Regions from separate parts of the Homo sapiens genome. Here region 2 is linked to region 1. Evidence: chromatin loops called from intact Hi-C (ENCODE). Cell type or tissue: Caco-2. All regions are shown on one strand. Links, peaks and the distances in the headings refer to the core of each region. The heading gives the core; the rest is flanking DNA.

Region 1 (12,800 bases), core at 2,245-10,244:
CCCTAGTGTTGTGGTTTGAATGTCTGTGTCCTCCCGAAATTCATGTGTTAAGCCCTAACCTTCAAGGTGATGATGGTGGAAGGTGGGGCCTTTGGGAGGTGATGAGGTCATGAGGGTGGAGACTCACAAATGGGATTAGCACCCTTATAAAAGAGACACATGGCCAGGCACGGTGGCTCAGGCCTGTAATCCCAGCACTTTGGGAGGCCGAGGCAGGTGGATCACTTGAGGTCACGAGTTCGAGACCAGCCTGGGCAATATGGCGAAACCCCATCTCTACCAAAACTACAAAAAATTAGCCAGGCATGGTGGCACATACCTGTGGTCCTAGATACTTGGAAAGCTGAAGTGGGAGGATCGCTTGGGTCCGGAAGGCAGAGGTTGCAGTGAGCTGAGATCGAGCCACTGCACTCCAGCCTGGGTGACAGAGCAAGACCCTGTCTAAAAATAAAAAAGAAAAAAAAAATTAAAAAAGATAGGAGACACCATGGTTCATGCCTATAATCCCAGCATTTTGAGAGGTCAAGGTGAGAGGATTGTTGGAGGCCAAAAGCTCAAGATCAGCCTGGGCAACACAGCAAGACCATGTATCTACAAAGACATTTAAAAATTAGCTGGGCATGGTGACATACACCTGTAGTCCCAGCTACTTAGGAGGGGCTGAGGTGGGAGGATTGCTTGAGCCCCAGAGTTCGAGGCTGCAGTGAGCTATCATCATGCCACTGCACTCCAGCCTGGGTGACAGAGTGAGACTCCGTCTGAAAAAATTAAAAATAAAAAAATTAAAATAACCATTTTCATGTTTTTATAGCAAACTTAAATATACATATAAATATATGTACTCAATATGCACTTTTAAATTTTAGTGAAATAAGCTTTTGTGTACCTTATCTGAAAAAAACCAACATTTCTTCCTAAACTCTTCTCTCCTGAAAAACAACAGTAGTAAAGATAATAAGTAGCATGTTTGCTAATTGAAAAAACTAGCACAGCAGCCAGAAGGAAGAACAGCAATGTTGATGTTTAAAGGAGGACTACAATTTTAAGCACGAGCTTGTGGTCAGTTTATTTGCATTGTTTGGCTTTTCCACTCAACATGTTCCAGAAGGTTCTAGATTTATATTGAAGAAGAGTTTTATAAGTTGGACAGTGATGTTATTTGTTTTCGAAAAGCAGTGACACTGATGGCCTTAGAGGCTAGGTACCTTAGAAAGGATATATTTTCATGTGCATAGAAAGATTCCTCCCTCCCTCCCTTCCTTCCTTCACTAAAAGCCATCCTTAGCTCAAGGAGAGGGAGTGCTTCCTTGCTAACAGCCTTGCAAGACACGGGATTCTCCAGGCAGGACGAGGAGCTGAACATTTCCAGAAACCTGGTCAGATGGTTCTGCATTCTTCTAAAAGATTTGCTGAGACACATCCACTTGCTGCCCTCATGGCAAAAGATCGCATAGATCTTGTTGCCATCTTCTGTGTCTCAGCGAAATAGCCCTGAGCAAAATCGCACATTAAATCTTCTGGTTGCAGAGTTAACTCATCTGTTCTCAAACAACCTGGCTTACAGAAGTGGATGCCAATCCAAAGCATGCCCAGAGGGCACATGGGTATTCTTTAATGAGCCAACTTTCATTACATAAGACACTCAATTGTGATCATTGGTGAATTTATCAAGTTGGCAGGGCATGTTTCCACACAGTCATCCTTTTTATTCTTCAGACATCTTTACTCTTTCATCAGCCCAGAGAAACAAATGTTTAGAGACGATGATATTTTCTCAATGTGTACTGCAGTTTACTATGCAGAACCCCTAACATAGACACCAGCTCTCATGGCCTGAATGCTTTGATTACTGTAGATGATCAATTCAGAGGTATTATTAGATCTCAGAGTGAATTGATTTTTGGTTTTTTTTGGAAGATGGGAAAGGTGGAGTTCACCAAGAGTCACTCTGCTCATTCCAAGACCCTCAACTCTCCATGAAGTTCTTCATTTTTGTCTCAAGTAATTCTTTTAAGTATATGTGCTCACCCAATAAAAATCTCTGTCTTGGTGAAATTGTGGAGGTGTAAAGTCAGACAGAGAGAGAAACTCTTGTTGCCTTCTTTAAAGGATAAACATGCCTTTTTCTGATCAAACTTGAGACCCTCCAAAATTAAACTAGCTGTTAAGTGTGTGACCCCAAAAGGAAAGGAAAAGGTAAAAGGAAGGAAGGAAGGAAGGAAAAGAGGGAGGGAGGGAGGGAAGGAAGGAAGGAAGGAAGGAAGGAAGGAAGGAAGGAAGGAAAAGAGGGAGGCAGGGAGGGAGGGAAGGAAGGAAGGAAGGAAGGTAGGAAGGAAAAGAGGGATGCAGGGAGGGAGGGAAGGAAGGAAGGAAGGAAGGGATCTTTCTATGCACATGAAGATGTATCATTTCTAAGGTACCCAGCCTCTAAGGCCATCATTGTCACTGAAATGTTGTTGTTGCTGTTGTTTGTTTTTGAGAGAGTTTCACTCTGTTGCACAATCACAGCTTCACTGCAGCCTCAAACTCCTGGGCTCAAGCAATCCTTCTACCTCAGCCTCCCAAGTAGCTGGGACCACAGGCGCATGCCACCATGCCCAGCTAATTTAAAAAAAAAAAATTTAGAGATGGGTCTCACTACGTTGCTCAGGCTGGAGATTATTTTTTAAACCAAAAAATATGAGAAATCCTTAGCCCCCTACTTCCATTTGTATTTTGCTTCTATCTAAAAAGTACCCAAGTTGTTTAATTTCACAACCTGAAAGCACTGGAAAGCTTTAGATTGGAAATGCAGGATTTCACTTTATGCGATGGGACTAGACCATCACAAGATCTAGTGGTGACTTGAATTTTGATGCCACAGATAATCCTCTTTGTTCAAAGTGCCCTGTTTAGAAATTCATACATCAGGCAATGCAGCCCTTACAATATGTTTTCATTGTGATATTGAGGAAGAAAAGATACAGGAAGGGAGAAAGGAAAAGATGCAAAAAATGAGGAAAACATTACATACTTTATAAAATATAAGAACCATAGGCTGGGTGTGGTGGCTCACACCTGTACTCTTAGCACTTTGGGAGGCCAAGGCAGGAGGATTGCTTGAGCCCAACAGTTCGAGACCATCCTGGGCAACATAGCAAGACTCTATCTCTAATTTTTTTCATAAAAAATAAAATAAAAAATAAAAAAGAACTATGAAAAGAAGGGTTTTTTTTGCCCTCAGGAAACTTGCAATCTAAATTTTCTTCTAAACCCGGATTTGCTTTAAATGACTTGTCTAAATAAACTTATCTTTCCATGTCATTTTTTATCTTGTTTTTTTAGTTGTTGTTTGCTTACTAAACCTAAGCCTGGGGGCCAGGAGTGGTGGCTCACACCTGTAATCCCAGCACGTTGGGAGGCCAAGGCAGGCGGATCACTTGAGGTCAGGAGTTTGAGACCAGCCTGGGCAACATGGTGAAACCCTGTCTCTACTAAAAATACAAAAATTAGCTGGGTGTGGTGGTGAGTGCCTATAATCCCAGCTACTGGGGAGATTGGGCAGGAGAATCACTTGAACCTGGGAGGCGGAGGTTGCAGTGAGCCGAGCTCGCGCCACTGCACTCCAGCCTGGCAACAAAGTGAGACCCTGTCTCAAAAATAAATAAATGAAGAACCTAAGCCTTGAAGAAATAAATCTTTTAAAATTTCATTATGATTTTACTTTTGCTACCAACAACACCAGCCTTCTCTAAAAATCTAACTTTTGCTTGTCAACACTCAAAAACAACATTGGTGGAAGCCAAATGTACCTCAAAAGATGAATTTCATGCTTTTTTAGAGGAAAAAGCCTCATGAACTGTGCTAGGTATTTTGATGATCAGCTCTTCGCATGGACATCTTGTCATGAATATTTATTCATAGGACATTTTCTTTTCTTTTTTAAAGGCTAATTGATATTTTCATCTGAGCCAAACAGTAAATGTGGCATAGGGAAAGTTGTGTCTCACTATTGGATTCCTGAGTTAGTGAAAGAAAAGAGCTTGTATCTTCTAAAAGTGGAGGTGAATTATGTTTATTCTATAAAATACATAATAAATATCAATAATAATAGATACATAAGAGTCATAATTCTCTATGGGAAGTTATTTCTATAGCGGAGTAAGAAAAATCTACTGAACCTCCCTCTCTGCCACCACAAATAAACTTCCACGTCCCCAGGGAAAACCTTGTTAAGTGGTATACACTGCCCTCTTGTGCAGACTGTTTAAACAGAAAAGATCTCACGCACCTATTACATAAAACATTTTTTAAAGCTCTGCATAAAGGAGGAAGACAACTAAATCTGCCAAGGTTTCTTGTTGATTTATTATAGCTGTTTCATAATCCACAAAGCCATAGTCAGCAATACCCGCAAACATTCTGTATACAAACGACTAGCTAGGTTTACAGTTCAAATGAGTATAAACTAAATTGTTTCTGTTTCCAAGAATTAAGCAACCATGGATTTTTTTTAAATGTTCCAATTCGCAATGTTCAAATCTATGTGGTACACTTATCTTTTAAGCGTTTTGCAAGATGCACCAGCACCACGTATAATATGATTCGCCAGCCACAAAAGAACCAGTCATGCCTGAGATTTCTAGAAAATTTTACAATGGTTAAAAATGTCTCCACTGGGGCGTTTGTGTTGGTTTTCCTGAAAGGCATGGGATGGTCGTGCAGCCGATTCTCATAACGTCGGGATTGCTTTCTCTCTCTCTCTCTCTCTCTCTCTCTCGTCTCCGTCTGCAAAACAATGGAGCAGGGTTTTCCTGGCTTCTTCTGCTTAGCGCCACTTTTCTTTTCTTTTTAATTCCCAGGTCCACAAACAATTTTTAGAGCTAAAAGAAAAGGTATGTGGCAATACTTAATTGCTGGACCCATGAAGCCAGGAGGATCTGAGACTCACTCCGAGAGCCAGGGACTTTCCAATGCGTTGGGAAGCAGCCTCTGCAGGAAGCTCGGCATGGGAAAAAGCTGTACCGGCTGCAAATCGTCCCTTCTGGTTCCGGCGAGTGACAGCAGAGGGTGACACAGATGCTCACATTGTCAGTGGTCCTTGCTGTGTTCATCTGACCCTGCGGTGCTCCACACAGGCAACTATGTCCCCAGGGACACTCGACAATGTCTGGAGATAGCTTTGGGTGTCGCAACCGGGGTGGTTGGTGCTCCGGGCATCTGGTGGGTGGAACCCAGGGACACTGCTCAACACCCTGCAGTGCACAGGACACCCCACCCCAGAGGATCATCCACCCAGCCTTAAATGTCCACACTTTGAGAAGGACTGTACTAGAGGATTGATCTGTAGCATTCTAATCCTTATCAGAATCCCAACCTCCATGGTGTCAAGGGAGAAAAACGTGTGTCTCTATTCACGAGAGAAAGAAAAGCTGAGTATCAGGCAGGACTGGGGTGTGCGGAAGCAGGTGAAGTGGAGCTTCAGAAGAGTGGCCCCATGGGCTTTTGAGGGGACTTCTCTGTTGGGTCGTCTAAATCTTCATCCCAAACTCCCCAGTCAATATGTGGTGGATTCGTGTGAAACAAAAAGAGACCAATCGATTTATCTTCATCACCTAAGAGGCCATTCATTATGAAGTAGGAGACCCAACTTGACTCCGGAGGCAGGGACTTAGACTTTGGACCACACTGAAGACTAGCTAAAATAGGGAAGTGGCAATAGCAATAGCTCCTCTCCATAAGACACGCCCACCAGTGCCATGTCAGTTTACTGTTACCATAGCAACACCTGGAAGTTACCGCCCCTTTCTGTGGCAATGATCCAAGAACATGGAAGTTACTACTCTTTTTCTTGAAATCTCTGCATAATCTGCCCCTTAATTTGCATGCCATTAGAAGTGGGTATACATATGACTCCAGCACTGCCTCTGAGCTGCTGTTCTGGACGCACTGCCTATTGGGTAGCCCTGCTCTGCCAGGAGCAGGACCTCTGCTGCTGCTGCTGTGCACTGCCACTTCAGTGAAAGTGGGGGTGGCTCACGCCTGTAATCCCAGGACTTTGGGAGGCTGAGGTGGGTGGATCACTTGAGGTCAGGAGTTCGAGACCAGCTTGGTCAACATGGTGAAATCCCATCTCTACTAAAAATACAAAAATTAGCCAGGTGTGGTCATGTGCACCTGTAGTCCCAGCTACCAGGAGGCTGAGGCAGGAGAATCACTTGAACCCTGGAGGTGGAGGTTGCAGTGAGCCGAGATCACGCCACTGCTCTGCAAGTTGCTGTCTAACACCACGGGCTCACCCTGAAATGTTTTCCTGGGTGAAGCCAAGAACCCTCCCAAGCTAAGCCCCCAGTTTGGGGGCTCACCTGCCCTGCAACAATTAGACAACCACAGTCTGAATCAAGGACTCTCTGAATGGGATAACACATAGGTTCCTACGACAGCGAGGAAACTTCTAGAATTGCCTGGGGCTAAGGGTTTCCCCAGGATGTGGGACCTTCAGCTTTAAAACCACAAAAGTCCTGGGCAAACTGTAACAGACAGCCAATAAGCACAGTTATTCTCCAGCCTGGCTCCAGAGGTCTTCGCTAGGCAGCAATTTAATTTTTAATATGGAAAATATGGCTAAAACTTATTTTTATAGTATTTTAGGAAACAGGGCATCATTATCTCACATTGCAAATTTAAATCCCAATAGATATTAGACCTTCAAAAAATAAGAATAAGGAGAATTTGCTTAAAATTGCAAATAGAGGAATGCTGTCATGAACTTCCTACTTTGTATCTGTCATAATTCTGAATCTAAATCACAATTAGCCTGCAACTGACACTGTAATAGTCACCAAAATTTGCAATACCTGCACAGAGTATAGTCAAAGAATTTCAACCAAATCCTTTCTGTTGATCCAACAAAATAAAATGTATACAGATATGAAGGGCATTGGAGAATGGTGAACAAGTATACTTGGCGTGGCTGGAGCAGTGGCTCACATCTTTAATCCCAGCCCTTTGGGAAGTTGAGGTAGGAGGATTACTTGAACCTAGGAGTTCGAGACAAGCCTGGGCGACAGAGCAAGACCCTATCTCTAAAAATATTTTAAAAATTAGCCAAGCCTGGTGGTATCTACCTGCAGTCCCAGCTACGCAGGGGGCTTAGGTAAGAGGATCGCTTGAACTCAGGAGGTGGGGGCTGCAGTGAGCTATGACTGCACCAATGCACTCCAGCTTGGGTGACAGAGTGAGAACCCCGTCTCTAAAAAAAATAAACTTAGGAAAATAAAATAAATAATAAAAAATGCACTCCAGCTTGGGTGACAGAATGAGACCCTGTCTCTAAAAAAATAAAATTAGGAAGATAAAATTAAATTTAAAAATAAAAAAGATACTTGGTGAATTTCTCCTCCACAGGGGAGCTGGCTCCCAGAAGGAAAGAAAGGCCATCCACATTCTACAGATGAACAAGTTCACTCCTCACTGAATCCTGTGCATTAGCTTCTCAGATCATCGCAGGATCTCCTTGACTGGAAAGTCAGAAACAACCGTGGCCATAACTACCACCATCAAAACCAGGAATACACTCCTTGCATTTAGGATTAGATGCAGGTTTTGTGGGAGCTGAAGCTTACAAAATTTCAGAAGTCATCTTTCAGAAAATGAATTTGAATGTATCTTACTTTGGGGGATTTTACAAAACTGTACAACCATGTGCAATGAACTGAATGCTTGTGTCTCCCACAATTCCTATGCTGAAATCCTCACCCCCAAGATGATGGTGTCAGGGGGTGAGGCCCTTGGGAGGTGATGAGGTCATGAGGATGGAGCCTCCTGAATGGGATAGATGAGAGATCAATATATACATAGACACAGTTAGGAGGAGATGTCACTTAATAACATGCAAAAGTATCAAAATACAATTGCAAATATATAATATTCATAAAATAAAACATATATACTTACTTTTAAAAAAATACACTATGATTAAACTAGTCATAAAATCAACAACATTCTAAATGTCTAACTAGTCATAAAGTTACCTGTTATAACTTTTGTCATTATTGCATATCAGAGTTTCCCAATCTTGGCACTATTGATATTTGAACCAAGTAATTCTTTATTATGGGAAGCAGCCTGTGCATTGTAGGGTGTTAAGCAGCATCCCTGGCCTCTACTCACCACATGCCAGTAGTACTCTCCCCAGGTGTATTAACCAAAAGTACAAGCAGACATTGCTGAATGCCCCCTGGGGTTTGGGTATGGAGTTCAGAATCACCCCAACTGACAACCACTGACATAGACCTGTGACTTCATTTCCTTACCATCTGTGATTCAGTTTCTCATAGTGTGTGATGGTGAATTTCATATGTCCACTTGGCTAGTGTGATGGTGAATTTTATGCGTCCACTTGACTGGCGTGATGATGAATTTTATGTATCCACCGGGCTGGTGTGATGGTGAATTTTATCCACAGTGCCCAGACGTGTGGTCAAAGGTTACCCTGGATGTTACTGTGTGGGTGTTTTTGGATGAGATGAACATTTCTTTCATGCGCGTCCATGTGAAGAGACCACCAAACAGGCTTTGTGTGAGCAACAGGGCTGTTTATTTCACCTGGGTGCAGGCGGGCTGAGTCTGAAAAGAGAGTCAGCGAAGGGAGATGGGGGTGGGGCCGTTTTATAGGATTTGGGAAGGTAATGGAAAATTACAGTCAAAGGGGGCTGTTCTCTGGTGGGCAGGGGCGGGGGTCACAAGGTGCTCAGTGGGGGAGCTTCTGAGCCAGGAGAAGGAAATTCACAGGGTTAATCACTCAGTTAAGCTGGGGCAGGAACAAATCACCATGGTGGAATGTCATCAGTTAAGGCGGGGCAGGGCCTTTTCACTTCTTTTGTGGATCTTCAGTTACTTCAGGCCATCTGGGTGTATATGTGCAAGTCACAGGGGATGCGATGGCCTGGCCTGGGCTCAGAGGCCTGACATTCCTGCCTTCTTATATTAATAAGAAAAATAAAATAGTGTTGAAGTGTTGGGGCAGTGAAAATTTTTGGGGGGTGGTATGGAGAGAGAATGGACGATGTTTCTCAGGGCTGCTTCGAGCGGGATTAGGGGCGGCGTGGGAACCTAGAGTGGGAGAGATTAAGCTGAAGGGAGGTCTTGTGGTAAGGGGTGATATCGTGGGGATGTTAGAAGAAACATTTGTCGTATAGAATGATTGGTGATGGCCTGGATACGGTTTTGTATGAATTGAAAAACTAAATGGAATAAAAGAAGGAGAAAAACAGGTATAAAAGGTCTAAGAATTGGGAGGACCTAGGACATCTGATTAGAGAGTGCCTAAGGAGATTCAGCATAGTCCTGCCAGCAAAGATTATTTATTTACTTCAAGAGTTAAGAGTGGCAGTTTGGGGATAGCACGAGGAGATATCAGCTGTGATGGCTTGGAGAAACAGTGTAAACCGGCAGTGTAAACAAGAGCAGGGCATGTATGAGTAGTTGAGAACGGTGAATAGGAGTATGACTAGACAGAAGATAGTAGGGATGACAAGTTTTTTGGGGGGCACAGTCTAAGTTGGTCCGGTGTCTGGAATGAGACTGGGGCCTAATAAAAGGAGTGTCTATACAGGAGCTTAAATGGGCTGTACCCTGTAGCATTCTGAGGACAGGCCTGATTTCTGAGAAGGGAAAGTGATAAAAGTATTGTCCAGTCCTTTTTGGTGGCTGAGCTTGGTGAGGTGTGTTTTTAAAAGACCTTTAGTCTGCTCTACTTTTCTTGAAGATAGAGGACTATAAGGGATATAAAGGTTTCACTGAATACTAAGAGCCTGAAAAACTGCTTGGTGATTTGACTAATAAAGGCTGGTCTGTTATCAGACGGTATAGAGGTGGGAAGGCTAAACTGAGGAATTATGTCTGACAGAAGGGAAGAAATGACTGCGGTGGCCTTCTCAGACCCTGTAGGAAAGGCCTCTACCTATCCAGTGAAAGTGTCTATCTAGATTAAGAGGTATTTTAGTTTTTGTGACTCAGGGCATGTTGAGTAAAGCTAATTTGCCAGTCCTGGGTGGGGGCAAATCCTGGAGCTTGATGTGTAGGGAAGGGAGGGGGCCTGAATAATCCCTGAGGAGTAGTAGAATAGCAGATGGAACACTGAGAAGTTATTTCCTTGAGGATAGATTTCCACGATGGAAAGGAAATGAGAGGTTCTAAGAGGCGGGCTAGTGGCTTGTACTATAGCATAGCCTGCCTTTGCTGGTGTGTGGCGATTAGGCCTGGTGGAACCGCCATCAATAAATCAAGCGTGATCAGGGTGAGGAACAGGAAAGAAGGAAATTTGGGGAAATGGGGTGAATGTCAGGTGGATCAGAGAGATACAGTCATGGGGGTCAGGTGTGGTATCAGGAATAATGTGGGAGGCCGGATTGAAGTCCGGGCCAGGAACAATGGTAATTGTGGGAGACTCAACAAAGAGTGAGTACAGCTGAAGGAGCCGGGAAGCAGAAAGTATATGCATCAGGTATGAGGAAGAAAATAGATTTTGGAAGTTATGAGAAGTGTAGAGAGTGAGTTGAGCATAGTTTGTGATTTTGAGGGCCTCTAACAGTATTAAAGCAGCGGCAGCTGCTGCAGGCAGACATGATGGCTAGGCTAAAACAGGAAGGTCAAGTTGTTTGGACAGAAAGGCTACAGGGTGCAGTCCTGGCTCTTGTGTAAGAATTCTGACCACGCTAACCATGCCTAGGAAGGAAAGGAGTTGTTGTTTTGTAAGGGATTGAGGTTTGGGAGATTAATCGGACACGATCAGCAGGGAGAGCACGTGTGTTTTTATGAGAATTATGCCTAGATAGGTAACAGATGAGGATGAAATTTGGGCTTGACTGAAGTAATGGGGGCCGTCTGTGAAGCCTTGCGGCAGTACAGCCCAGGTAATTTGCTGAGCCTAATGGGTGTCAGGGTCAGTCTAAGTGAAGGCAAAGAGAGGTTGGGATGAAGGGTGCAAAGGAATAGTAAAGAAAGCATGTTTGAGATCCAGAACAGAATAATGGGTTGTAGAGGGAGGTATTGAGGATAGGAGAGTATATGGGTTTGGCACCACGGGGTGGATAGGCAAAACATTTGGTTGATAAGGCGCAGATTCTGAACTAACTTGTAAGGCTTGTCTGGTTTTAGGACAGGTAAAATGGGGGAATGGTAAGGAGAGTTTATAGGTTTTAGAAGCCCATGCTGTAGCAGGCGAGTGATAACAGGCTTTAATCCTTTTAAAGCATGGTGTGGGATGAGATATTGGCGTTGAGCGGGGTAAGGGTGACTAGGTTTTAATGAGATGGTAAGGCGTGCTTGATCGGTCGCCAAGGAGGGAGTAGAGGTATCTTATACTTGTGGGTTAAGGTGGGGGATACAAGAGGAGGACGCAAAGGAGGCTCTGGATTGGGAAGAAGGGCGGCAATGAGATGCAGGTGTAATCCAGGAATAGTCAGGGAAGCAGATAATTTGGTTAAAATATCTCGGCCTAATAAGGGAACTGGGCAGGTGGGGATAACTAAAAAGGAGTGCGTAAAAGAGTATTGTCTAAGTTGGCACCAGAGTGGGGGAGTTTTAAGAGGTTTAAAAGCCTGGCCGTCAATACCCACAACAGTTATGGAGGCGAGGGAAACAGGCCCTTGAAAAGTAGGTAATGTGGAGTGGGTAGCCTCCATATTGATTAAGAAGGGGACGGACTTACCTTCCACTGTGAGAGTTACCTGAAGCTCGGCGTCCATGATGGTCTACGGGGCTTCTGAGGCGATCAGGCAGCGTCAGTCTTCAGCCGCTAAGCCGAGAAGGAGTCAGTCAGAGAGCCTTGGGCCAGAGTTCCAGGGGCTCTGGGAGTCGCTGCCAGGTGAGTTGAACAGTCCGATTTCCAGTGGGGTCCCGCACAGATGGGACACGGCTTAGGAGGAATCCTGGGCTGCAGGCATTCCTTGGCCTGGTGGCCAGATTTCTGGCACTTGTAGCAAGCTCCTGGGGGAGGAGGTTCTGGAGGAATGCCTGGCCGCTGCGGTTCAGGCGTTTGGAAGTTCTTGTGTGCTGGAGATGTGGCTGGGGTTTGTTTCACAGTGGAGGCAAGGAATTGCAACTTTTTTTTTTATTATTGTACACCTTGAAGGTGAGGTTAATTAAGTCCTGTTGTGGGGTTTGAGGGCCAGATTCTAATTTTGGGAGTTTTATTTAATGTCGGGAGCAGATTGGGTAATAAAATGTATATATTGAGAATAAGATGGCCTTTTGACCTTTTAGGGTCTAGGGCTGTAAAGCATCTCAGGGTTGCTGCCGAACGAGCCATGAACTGGGCTGGGTTTTTATATTTGATGAAAAAGAACCTAAACGCTTCTGATTTGGGATAAAGAAAAAGGAGCATTAACCTTGACTATGCCTTTGGCTCCAGCCACCTTTTTAAGAGTAAATTGCTGGGCAGGTGGGGGAGGGCTAGTCACGGAACGAAACTGTAAGCTGGACCAGGTGTGAGGAGGGGAGGCGATAAAAAGATTATAGGGTGGAGGAGTGGAGGCTGAGGAAGAATCGGGACCTAGCTTGGCGTGGTGAGGAGGGGAGAGGTCAGATGGGTCTGTAGAAAAGGAAGATTACAAAGACTCGGCGACGCTTGGGGTTGGGAATGAGGGGACAGGTGGGAGGGGAAAGAAGGAAGATTTGGGATGAGTTGCACTGGGCACAGAGACTAGGAAGGGACTGATGTGTAAAAGAATGCCTGGACATCAGGCACCTCAGACCATTTGCCCATTTTACGACAAGAATTATTTAGCTCTTGTAGGATGGAAAAATTGAAAGTGCCG
Region 2 (12,800 bases), core at 3,907-11,906, 520 kb before region 1:
CTTGAACTCCTGACCTCAAGTGATCCGCCCACCTCGGCCCCCCAAAGTGCTGGGATTACAGGCGTGAGCCACCGTGCCCGGCCAATATGGTTGGGTTTTAACTCATCTTTGGTTGTGTCGTAATCTTTGGTTTTAGGTGGCAAAGGAATGGGAGGATGGGAAGGAGGTATCCGTGTGCCAGGGATATTCCGGTGGCCGTCAGTCTTGGAGGCTGGGAGAGTGATCAATGAGCCCACCAGCTTAATGGACATCTATCCGACGCTGTCTTATATAGGCGGAGGGATCTTGTCCCAGGACAGGTATGGAAACAGTGTTTGCTCCTAACCTAGGGTGATATATTTGAACATAAGTGGATATACTTGATAATTCTATGTGTGTGTGTATGTACATAGTATATTACTTAATTATCAATATTCTGCCCATAGGGCCAGATGTCTTTCTCCCCTTGGTGCGTGGTGGAATATTTTGTTTTCTTCTTAGAGTATACCTTAATATCCTTTGTCATATTACACTTATGCCTGTGTGTGTTTGACTGTTCTCATGGATGGGATCTGATTCTCATACATCATCACATCCCTCACAGCTTCTAGACCATTATGCAATTAAGTGTTAAATGATTACTGAATAAAAACATGTATGCCTAGAGCAGGTGCGGTGGCTCGTGCCTGTAATCCTAGCACTTTGGGAGGTCAAGGCTGGCGGATCACTTGAAGTCAGGAGTTCGAGACCAGCCTGGCCAACATGGTGAAACCCCCATCTCTACTAAAAATACAAAAATCAGTCTGGTGTGGTGGCACGTGCCTGTAATCCCAGCTACCTGGGAGGCTGAGGTGGGAGGATCGCTTGAACCCAGGAGGTAGAGATTGCAGTGAGCCGAGATCTCGTCACTGCACTCCAGCCTGGGTGACAGGGTGATGCCCTGTTTCAAACAAAAACAAAAACGAAAACAAAACACGTATGTGTAATTGCATGTGTGCTAAATGATATTATTCTTTCTGGTTTGCACTTTGTCTATGAGCTTATTTTTAATTTAATTTAAATTTATTTTTTTTGAGACAGAGTCTCGTCCTGTCAGCCAGGCTGGAATGCAGTGGTGTGATCTCGGCTCAGTGCAATCTCTGCGTCCCGGGTTCAAGTGATTCTTCTGCCTCAGCCTCCTGAGTAGCTGGGACTACAGGCGGGCGCCACCATGCTCAGCTAATTTTTGTATTTTTAGTAGAGATGGGGTTTCAGCATGTTGGCCAGGATGGTCTCGATCTCTTGACCTCGTGATCCACCCACCTCGGCCTCCCAAAGTGCTGGGATTACAGGCACGAGCCACCAGGCCTGGCTTTGTCTATGAGCTTTAAAATGAACAAATACATCCTGTGCTTTAACGATTTAATTCCATGTATGTGGGGTGATATCTATTCATTAAATGTGAAGTTTTATTGGAATCAAAAGGGCGTAAATAGCTTAATTTTTCCAATCCACAACAGTAACTCATATTGTCTTGCAAGGTATCAGGATAATAGTTCTAGCTGTTCTCTTCTTCCATGACCTCAGAAAATGAATGTTTTGTTTCTCTTTCTTTTTGTTATAAAATGAGGGAAAAGGAGAAAGTTTTAAGAATTCCTTCTTCCGCCAGGCGCCGTGGCTCACGCCTGTAATCCTAGCACTTTGGGAGGCCGAGGCAGGCGGATCATGAGGTCAGGAGTTCGAGACCAGCCTGGCCAACATGGTGAAACCCCGTCTGTACTAAAAATACAAAAATTAGCAGGGCATGGTGGCGTGTGCCTGTAATCCCAGCTACTTGGGAAGCTGAGGCAGGAGAATTGCTTGAACCCGGGAGGCGGAGGTTGCAGTGAGCAGAGATCGCACCATTGCACTCCAGCCTGGGTGACAGAGCAAGACTCCATTTCAAAAAAAAAAAAAAAGAAAAAAGAAATTCTTCCTCTTTATCTTTCGCCTCCTTCTCTTCCTCCCCTTCCTTTTCCTCCTCCTCCTCCTCCTCCTCTTTCTTCTGCTATAAAATGCGTGACTGAACCATGCCTCTCTCATCACCTTCTACACACCCCCTTCTCTCCCAAGAGTGATTGACGGCCAGAACCTAATGCCCCTGCTGGAAGGAAGGGCGTCCCACTCCGACCACGAGTTCCTCTTCCACTACTGTGGGGTCTATCTGCACACGGTCAGGTGGCATCAGAAGGACTGTAAGTATGAAGGCTGTGGACACGTGGAAAGACGATAAGGGCCCGGTTCCGGTCTCCTTCGTCTCCTGGCGGAAGCTGCACCATGTGCAGATATTGCCCAGCTATGATGGTTCTTTTTCGCTGAGAAAGCCACATAAACAGTGCACTGCAGTAGGATTTTATTTTATTTTATTTTATTTTGAGATAGGGTCTCACTCTGTCACCCAGGTTGGAGTACAGTGGCGCAATCTCGGCTCACCACAACCTCCACCTCCCAGGTTCAAGTGAGTCTCCTGCCTCAGCCTCCTGAGTAACTGGGACTACAGGCACCTACCACCATGACTAGTTAATTTTTGTATTTTTAGTAGAGATGGGGTTTCACCATGTTGGCCAGGCTGGTCTCGAACTCCTGACCTCAGGCGATCTGCCCACCTCAGCCTCCCAAAGTGCTGGGATTACAGGCGTGAGCCACCGTGCCTGGCCTGCAGTAGGATTTTAGAGAGATGTGTTTGTGAGAGAGATTTGTGCCCAAAGGGTTTTATTTTAAATTTTTAAAATATTTATAAAATAGAGACAAGATCTTACTATGTGGCCCAGGCTGGTCTCGAACTGCTGAGCTCAAGTGATCCTCTCTCTTTGGCCTCCCACAGGTGTGACCCACCACAGCCGATCCACTCAAAGCATTTTAACTTAGGGAGGTGAGTGCTGACACAGACAAACCAATGCCATTGCAATATTTTCATGACTTAGATTTCCCGAGAGAAGGGGATATGCCCTACCACACAGGTTCACGGTGGGAAGCACCAGGGCTTGGCTTGGAAGCAGAGGCAGGAAGGAATGAGGAGCCCAAGCAACAGCCTTTATTATTAGGCTTTCCAAGGGAAAGGTCAGGCAGGGCAGGGTGAACAGCTTCACACTGGTAGTTTGAGTAATTACAGTAAGTTTGGAGCAACAGAGACTGCCCCTAGCTGCCTGGTACCCGGTGCTGGGTTGATTTAGGACAGAGAAAATATCAGCTTACTGTGTGAGAGTTAGATAAAGGAGGTGGATGCTTGCATAGGTAGGGTGTGTTCCTAAGTGAGTTGTTACTATTTGTATTAGTCCATTCTCACGTTGCTAATAAAGACATACTCAAGACTGGGTAATTTATAAAGGAAAAAGTGGTTTAATGGACTCACAGTTCCACATGGCTGGGGAGGCCTCACAATCATGGTGGAAGGCACATCTTACATGGTGGAAAGCAAGAGAGAATGAGAGCCAAGCGAAAAGGGAAATGCCTTATAAAACCATCAGATCTCGTGAGACTTATTCCTTACCATGGGAACAGTATGGCAGAAACTGCCCCCATATTCAATTATCTCCACTTGGCTCTGCCCTTGACATATGGGGATTATTACAACTCAAGGTGAGATTAGGGTGGGGACAGAGCCAAACCATATCGCTATTTTTAGGAATCAGCTAGTCCTGGGAGGAGCAGTCTTTCCCCAAGTCTATGAGGCCCCTCAAGCTGTCAAAATACTAGCCTGGCACAGTGGCTCACAGTTGTAATCTCAGCACTTCAGGAGGCCAAGGTAGGAGGATTATTTGAGCCCAGGAGTTTGATATCAGCCTGGGCAACATTGCAAGACCCTGTCCCTACAAAGAAAAAAAAAAGAATTAGCCAGGTATGGTGGCATACAACTGTAGTCCAGCTACTCAGGAGGCTGAGTGGGAAGTTTGAGGCTGCAGTTGGCAATGATCGTGCCACTGTACTCCAGCCTGGGCAACAAAGTGAGACACTGTCTCAAAAAAAAAAAAAAGTCAAAACATTATAGGATACAGAAAATTAAGACAACATGATTAATGTGTGTGTGTAAGTATGCATTAGCTTGTGTGAATGTATACATGAGAGAGAGAACAAGAGAGAAAGAGAGACTATGAATACCCACAGCTTAGGGATGACTGAAGTAATTATTCTAGCAACGAGGAGTAAATTCTTCAACATGACCTGCCGGGTGGTTGCTTATCTCCACCTTCCTTCCTTTCTAACATCCTAGTGATTGTTTCTGTCCCACATTCGTGCTATGGAAGTCATGCAAACAAATATAAATTAACAAATAGCATCGTTTGCCTTAGACCTGTAAAGAAAGGTCTTTTGGAGTCATTGCATGAAATTCCAGAATTCTTACTTGGTTGGATTTAACTTTATTTGCAGGAGGAATTTTCTCTGATGGGATCAGTCACTTGTGGTGTGATGTATCTTCATTTTGATGTGGATAGTCCCACATAAAACAATTAAAAAAACAAAAATAAGTAAATAAAAATCTATGTTTTTAAGATTCTATATGAGTGCAGGACATGATCAATGATAAATAAAACAGCCCCGTAAACAGCACAAGCCTCCCAAATTTAACTATAGAGGATTATACAGTAGAATTTTTTGTTATTATTTTTTCTCATCATAATTTCAGAAGTTGGGAGCATGGGGCTGACACAGTGCTCAGTGCCACGGTCATGGGACCAGGGTTCTTTTTTTCTACTTGGCCACCTCTGACATGCTAGCTTTCATTCTTGTGCATCTCACCTCATGGTTGCAAAGTGGCTGCAGTTCCTCCAAGCATCACACCTGCACTCCATGCAGTAAGGAGGGAAAAAACCAAAGGCGGTAAAGAATCCAGTTAGATGATTTGATCCTATTTTAGTAGGAAAGCACAGCTTCTCTGCAAGACCCCACCAGTAGACTTCGGTATAATCCTCATTTACCAGAGGCTGGGGAATGCTTATATTTTCTATCTAAAATTGATCTCTGCAGCCAGGCATGGTGGCACATGCCTGTAAATCCAGCTACTCGGGAGGCTGAGGTGGGAGAATCACTTGAACCCAGGAGGCAGAGGTTGCAGTGAGCTGAGATGTTGCCACTGCACTCCAGCCTGGGCGACAGAGTGAGACCCTGCCTCAAAATAAATAAATAAGTAAATAATAAAAAATGAAAAATAAAATTGATCTCTGAAAATAGATTTGGTAACCATTTCATATCAGAAGAAAGAAGAAAGGAAGGGAGGGAGGGAGGAAGGAAAGGAAGGAAGGAAAGGAAGGAAGGAAGGAAGGGGAAGGGAAGGGAAGGAAGGGAAGTAAAGGAAGGAGGAAAGGAGGGAGCGAGGGAGGGAGAGAAGGAAGGAGGGAAAGAAAGAAAAGAAGAAAACAGAAATGGAGGAAAAAAGGAAGGAAAGAAGAGAGTGAGAAAGAGGGAGGGAGGAAGGGAAGAGGAGGGAGGGAGAGACAGAAGAGGGAGGGAGAAAAGGATAAAGAATGATTAACTTTGCCAAATTACTTTTGTCAATTTCAGATGTGAAAGTGGCATTTAGCCTTGGATCATTTTTAATTTTGTTTGTACCTAATCAGATTGAGGTAGAATTTTAATTTGGTATTCCCAGAATTACCCTATTCCCATCTGGGTCATCATTATTATCTCCAAATATTCTCATGACAAGATTTCTAAAAATGTCTGCAAGTTTGCAGTGAAATTGTGCATTGTTCTTAGAGTTGAAGAAATGCTACTGTTGCTGTGTAATGCTGTGCAGAAGAGTATTATCAATCACTAGAAAAAGCTTTTGAGAAAAACATCTTTAACGAAAAGAGTCCTAAAATCACCACAAAGATGGTATCATACATAATGCAACTTGTTTTTTAGGTGCAACTGTGTGGAAAGCTCATTATGTGACTCCTAAATTCTACCCTGAAGGAACAGGTGCCTGCTATGGGAGTGGAATATGTTCATGTTCGGGGGATGTAACCTACCACGACCCACCACTCCTCTTTGACATCTCAAGAGACCCTTCAGAAGCCCTTCCACTGAACCCTGACAATGAGCCATTATTTGACTCCGTGATCAAAAAGATGGAGGCAGCCATAAGAGAGCATCGTAGGACACTAACACCTGTCCCACAGCAGTTCTCTGTGTTCAACACAATTTGGAAACCATGGCTGCAGCCTTGCTGTGGGACCTTCCCCTTCTGTGGGTGTGACAAGGAAGATGACATCCTTCCCATGGCTCCCTGAGACCATGCGGACCACGTGTTACCCACCACAAACTTACTGTTACAATGGTCATAGGAGCAGAGCTCACCTGACTGATTCATTCCATTTGGGATAAAAACTGATGGCCCAACCCATTGTTTTATCCTCAGAAATCAGTTCTTTCAAGAGCTCGGTGAAATTAAAGTGGGCCCATATAACAGTGAACCTGGAGGGGAGCATTTGTTGTATAATTTTTTTCTAGTATATAATTGTGCCATTGCCCAAGGAAAAGAGCAAATCAAGGTGACTTCAGCAGATTCTTGTAGAGCTTTTGTTCCTAGAATTCATGGAAGCATCAGGTCCAATGTCATAAGTTAGAAACTTCTGCTTGCAGATTCTATACCCAGGCATGCTAGCTTTCTAATAAATCATGATAAGTACTTAATTTTTTCATGAAGCAGAGGGTCACATAAAACTTGAAGTAGTGCTGTTATAGTCAGTTTGACTTCTTGATTTTCTCTCTTTCCTTCTTTTCTCTTCCTGTCCGATACGCATCTGGTTATGAGAAAAAATGCTGGGCTGAAGTTCTTGACTTTGCTTCCTCGTAGCTATATCATCGTGGAAATGTCTCTGTGATTTGGTTTCTTCATGTGTAAAATAAGGAAAACCAGTGTCTACTTCACAGAGTAGCTATGAGGATTACATGCATTAATTAATGTGAAATTGCCTTGTGTAGAATAAGCAGTCAATAAATGTTATTATTACAAATGTTGTTGTAAGCATCATCAATTGCAGTTAATCATGATTCCTTAAACACAAAATAAGAAAAATGGCAAAGAAGAGTCAACATTTAAGAAAAAATAAAGAAACATGGCTAAAACAATTATTTAATTGAAGAAAGGCATTTGGCAATACACATAGGAAGTAATTCAAAGCAGGATAAACAAACATAAATCCAAAATTTGAAGCATTTGTGACTGCAGACTACAAAAGACAAAGAAAAGATCTACAGATGGATGCAGGGCAGGTGAGCCCCAAATTGGGGCTTAGCCTGGGAGGGTTCTTGGCTTCCCTCAGGAAATAATTCAAGAGTAAGCCAGTGGTGGAAGCAACAGCTTTATGGAGAAGGTAGTGTCACAGTTCTGTGACCGCTCCTGCAGAGAACAGGAGCTCAGGGCACTGCTGCAGTCATATTTATACCCACTTTTAATTGCATGCAGATTAATGGGCAGTTTATGCAGAAATTTCTAGGAAAAGGGTGGTAACTTCTGAGTGCTCAGGTCATTGCCATAGAAGAGGCCAGTAATGCCCAGATGTTGCCATGGCAATGGTAAACTGACATGGCATGCTGTTAGGCATGTCTTATGGAATGCTGCTTCCATGTTTTAGCTAGTCCTCAGTTTGGTCCTCTGTCTGCTTCTGCTTCTTCTTCTTACCATTCCTGGGCTCAAGCAATCCTTCTGCCTTGGCCTCCCAAAGTGCTGGGATTACAGGTGTGAGCCACCACATGTGGCCAACAATGAATGTTCTTTATTTTATTATACTTTATATTTTGAGATAGAGTCTCACTCTGTCAGCCAGGCTGGAGTGCAGTGGAGGCGATCTCAGCTCACGGAAACCTCTGCCTCCTGGGTTCAAGTGATTCTCCTGCCTCAGCCTCCTGAGTAGCTGGGATTACAGGCACACACCACTACAACCAGCTAATTTTTGTATTTTTAGTAGAGACAGGATTTAACCATGTTGACGAGGCTGGTCTCGAACTCCTGACCTCAAGCCATCCACCTGCATCAGCCTCCCAAAGTGCTGGGATTATAGGCGTGAGCCACCGTGCCAGCAACAATGAATGTTCTTAATATCACCAGCCTGTGCACTTAAACATGATTTAAAATGGTAAATTTTGTTATGTGTTATTTTACCATAATTAATTTTTTATTTTTATTTTTTTGAGATGGAATTTCCCTCTGTCGCCCAGGCTGGAGTGCAGTGGGAGATCTTTTCTCAAAAACAAAACAAAACCCCAAAAAAAGACCGAACAAACAAATGCAATAACAACATCTTTTGCAATTTTTGAAGTTTGAAGATTACTTATTTCACTCAGAGCTCCCTTGTATTACTTGTCTTTAATGCTGTTCTCAAATTTGTGTGTGTGTGTGTGGAGGGGGGGGCAGCTAGCAGGTCCTACATCACCCCAAATCCATGATTTTCTCTTTATTCAATTCTGCAGTGGTGCGATCTCGGCTCACTGCAACCTCCGCCTCCTGGGTTCAAGCGATTCTCCTTCCTCAGCCTCCCCAGTAGCTGGGATTACAGGCGCCCGCCACCACACCCAGCTAATTTTTTGTATTTTTAAGTAGAGACAGGGTTTCTCTATGTTGGCCAGGCTGGTCTCGAACTCCTGACCTCAGGCGATCCAGCCGCCTCGGCCTCCCAAAGTGCTGGGATTACAGTCGTGAGCCACCGCACCCGCCCCCATTCTGCTATTTCTTATCCCTCTTTGCATTGCAGCCACACTGCAATGTAAATGAACCTTTGACCTAAATGAACCAATTAATTATGCCCCCACTTCACTAATGGGCCACTAGAGGGCGTTAGAAAAACATTTCTCAACTACTCGGTCAATGCGTTCAAGCATGCCACAGGTGTTCTTGCTAGAGACTTGTCATTGATGTTTTCTTGAGCCATTAGAAGGAAATGGCCATGAGGAAAAGACTCGGTTTGCTTTATGTTAATCCAGGGGATATGATGGTAGATAGGTACCAACCAGACATGTCCATTTCAGACAGTCAAAGTAGCCAATCTGTCCTCCACAATTCAGCATTTTTAGAGAAATAAAAAATGGTGCTGAAACATGCAGAGTCTAAAACTGAATGTCTGCTTTTCAAGTTCTTTCTAATTATTGGCTAGGGAAAAATCAGTGTCACTTAACTTCTCTGTAGTGCAATGTCTCAACTTTAAAATGACTACAATAGCAAATGCTTCATAGAGTTGCTGCAAAGATTACATAGATAAATATGCGAAAACACAAGAGGCTGGAACGAGCACTTTAAGATGACAGTAATTTTATTTTATTACAAGAAAGACTGAGGTTGAATTTTCTTAACCCAGAACTTAGATTAGGAAGAAGTGGTCATTAAAATATACCATGCATTATTACTTATTATGGTCACCATTCTGTGCAATAGATCTCTAAGCTTATTGCTCCTGGGAGGGGAAAGATTTATTGACTTGCCTGATGTAATCATTCCACATTGTGAACATATATCAAAGCATTCCATGGTACTATATATATAATATATATAATATTTTATATAAAATATTATATATAATATATATAATATTATATATAAAATATTATATATATAATATATATAATATTATATATAAAATATTATATATATAATATTATATAATATATATTATATATAATATTATATATTTTATATAAAATATTATATATATATTATATATAAAATATTATATATAATATATATAAAATATTATATATAATATTATATATAAAATATTATATAAAATATATATAATATATATATATTATATATATTATATATAATATTATATATAATATATATAATATATATATATTATATATATAAAATATTATATATAATATTATATATTATATATATATATTATATATATAAAATATTATATATAATATTATATATAATATATATATTATATATATAAAATATTATATATAATATTATATATAAAATATATATAATATATATAATATTATATATAAAATATATATAATATATATAATATTATATATAAAATATATATAATATATATAATATATTATATATAATATTATATATAAAATATTATATATAATGTTATATATAAAATATTATATATAATGTTATATATAAAATATTATATATAATATATATAAAATTTATCAATTAAAAATAAAAATAAAATGCTGACAAAATAAGAGGTGTTAAATGAATGTATAAGAAACATGAGGTAGCTGAAGTAGGAGTCTTACTCAAACCATCTGCCCTGATCTGTCTATCATCCCATGCTGGGACATGAAAAGGCACATATTCAGAGGACTGGGGGAATTGAGAGAGAGTGAAGGACAGACAGAGTCTTCATCAGGGACGCTCCCACATGGGAAGCCTCCTACCATGAACCTTAAAGACGTGAGTTCTGGAAGGTGTCTGAGAAGAGATTTTCTGTGGTTTTGCCAGAGAGCTGGCAACGAGGTGATGGGAGCAAACCCTTCCTTCATTATTATATTTTCCAAAACTCACAGCATTATTTTGGAGAATTGTTAAGGTAGTAGGAGGGAGATTTAAGAAATAGCCCCAGAGTGTCTTTGTGTTTGCTGCCCTGCATGTTTGCCAGGAAGAACATATTCCTCAGGTATTAGTCTCGTGCTGCTGATAAAGACATACCCAAGACTGGGTAATTTATAAAGGAAAGAGGTTTAATGGACTCACAGTTCCACATCACTGGGGAGGCCTCACAATCATGGCAGGAGGCAAAAGGCACATCTCACATGGTGGCAGGCAAGAGAGAAAAAAGAGCCAAGTGAAACCTCTTATAAAACCATCAGATCTCATGAGGCTTACTCACTACCATGAGAACAGTGGAAACCACCCCCATGATTCAATTATCTTTCACTGGGTTCCTCCTGCAACACGTGGCAATTATGGGAGCTACAGTTGAAGATGAGCTTTGGATGGGGACACAGTCAAACCATATCACCTGAGGTATGGAGAGACTGAAGAAAATGAATGTGCCATTTTTGATCTTTACAGAGGGTTTCAAATTTGCAAATGCTCAAAAATGTTATCCCTCAAAGACCTTTGAGGAAAAAGTTAGTTGATTGACTCCAGCAAAATGGAATGTAATACAAGAAAGGCGAGAGTAGACAAGCACAGTGGCTCATGCCTGTAACCACAGCATTTTGGGAGGCTGAGGTGGGAGGATCGCTTGGGTCCAGGAGTTCAAGACCAGCCTGGACAACATAGTGCAATCTCATCTTTACTAAAAATTCGTTTAAAATTGCTGAGTGTTTACTAAAAATTTGTTTAAAATTGCTGAGTGGCACATGCCTGTAGTCCCAGCTACTCAGAAGGCTGAGGTGGGAGGATCACTTGAGCCCAGGACATTGAAGCTGCAGTGAGCTATGACTACACTACTGCACTCCAGCCTGGGTGACAGAGCAAGACCCTGTCTCAAAATACTACTACTACTACTACTAATAATAATAATAAAAAGAAGAGAGTACACAGGAAGCAGTGCTGAATAAATAAATGTATAAAACAAAGTCTGAATGTGTTAGTGCACAGTTGTGAAAATAATCTGGAATTAACATTTCACATGGGAGGTAATTGAAAGAGCAGAGAAGAAAGAGAGAATGAGCATATGTTCATGTTTTTGTTTCGTCTGGGAAGAAGACATAGGTAATGACTATCTTTATATTTGATAGAAAATATAAGCTTAAATACGTGTGCTGACAGGTGAAAGGTGGTTACCACCAGAAAACTAGAAAAGATGTGTACAAGTTTCAGAGCCTTAATGGGAAATGCGTGGATTGAAGAAAACCTGATTCATGCAATCAGAGGTGGGTGGGAAAGAATTACACCGAAGAAGCAGAAAATCTGATATGTGTAAAAAAGGGAAAATAATATAAAGTGAAACTGCAGGACTCAATCCAAATATAACCATGATCATAATAAACATGGATGGATTAAAATTCCTTTAAAAAAGATAGGCTTTCTGAATGGGAAAATAAACATAAAATCCGGACATACGGTAGTGTAGGAGGCAGCTTAATTAAAAACAAACAAAATGTTGAAAATAAATGGATGCATTTGATATGATTCTGTTCCACTATCCAATCTAAGTAATGGTCAATTATTTTATAGATTGTTCTTCAGTTTTTTTTTTTTTTTTTGAGACAGAGTCTTCCTTTATCCCTCAGGCCGGAGTGCAGTGGTGCGATCTTGGCTCACTGCAACCTCTGCCTCCCAGGTTCAAGCAATTCTCATGCCTCAGCCTCCACAATTGCTGGGAGTAGAGGCACCTGCCACCACGCCCGGCTAGTTTTTGTATTTTTAGTAGAGACGGGGTTTCACCTTGTTGGCCAGGCTGGTCTCGAACTCCTGATGTCAGGTGATCCGCCCGCCTCAGCCTCCCAAAGTGCTGGAATTACAGGCTTGAGCCACTGTGCCCAGCCTTCAGTTTGGTTTTGTCCAGTGTTTTCTCATGATTAGACTGAGGTTATGCATTTTTGGCAAAAAAATCATCAGAATTGATGTAAGTTTTCAGTGTGTCATGTTACGGAGTGCATGATGTCTGTATGTCCTGTCCTGGTGATGTTAAATTTCATCACCTGGATTAAGTGGTGTCTGTTGGAATTCTCCACTGTGAAATTATTATTTTTTCTGATCCAGGAAAGGTTAAGCAAGAGTCTGGCACCATTTTAAGTCTAATAAGAAACATTTACTACCTGATTTCTCTGAAGCCTGCTACCTGCGGGCTACATGTGCATAATAAAAACTTTGGTCTCCTCAACGCCTTATCCTCACCCAGACATTTCCTTTCTACTAATTACAGGTCTTTAATCAGAAAATCCTGGAATCCACCTACGAC

The links. Peaks named below come from ENCODE experiments on the same cell type or tissue, not always from the same donor. Only the 100,000 strongest peaks of a DNase experiment are listed, where the experiment ranks them.
Region 2: a loop joins it to region 1, with 7 times the contacts of the local background. A loop is called at or near these places in 4 of 110 quality-filtered maps.

Annotation. Positions count from the first base shown.
Region 1 is chrX:3,544,625-3,557,424 of GRCh38, forward strand. No RefSeq gene overlaps it. Among named protein-coding and RNA genes, the nearest start is that of SNORA48B, 19 kb to the left of the region's middle. RefSeq lists an enhancer at 8,008-8,959. In Caco-2, for the core only: no CTCF peak of the experiment used is centred there; a DNase peak (open chromatin) is centred at 5,727; H3K4me3 peaks cover 619 bases.
Region 2 is chrX:3,027,177-3,039,976 of GRCh38, forward strand. It overlaps ARSH (arylsulfatase family member H), which reads left to right. Exons shown (of 9, transcript NM_001011719.2): 7 at 137-299; 8 at 2,071-2,192; 9 at 5,842-6,935. The coding sequence ends at 6,209. Among named protein-coding and RNA genes, the nearest start is that of ARSF, 7.9 kb to the right of the region's middle. In Caco-2, for the core only: a CTCF peak has its summit at 8,755 (motif pointing right); a DNase peak (open chromatin) is centred at 8,745.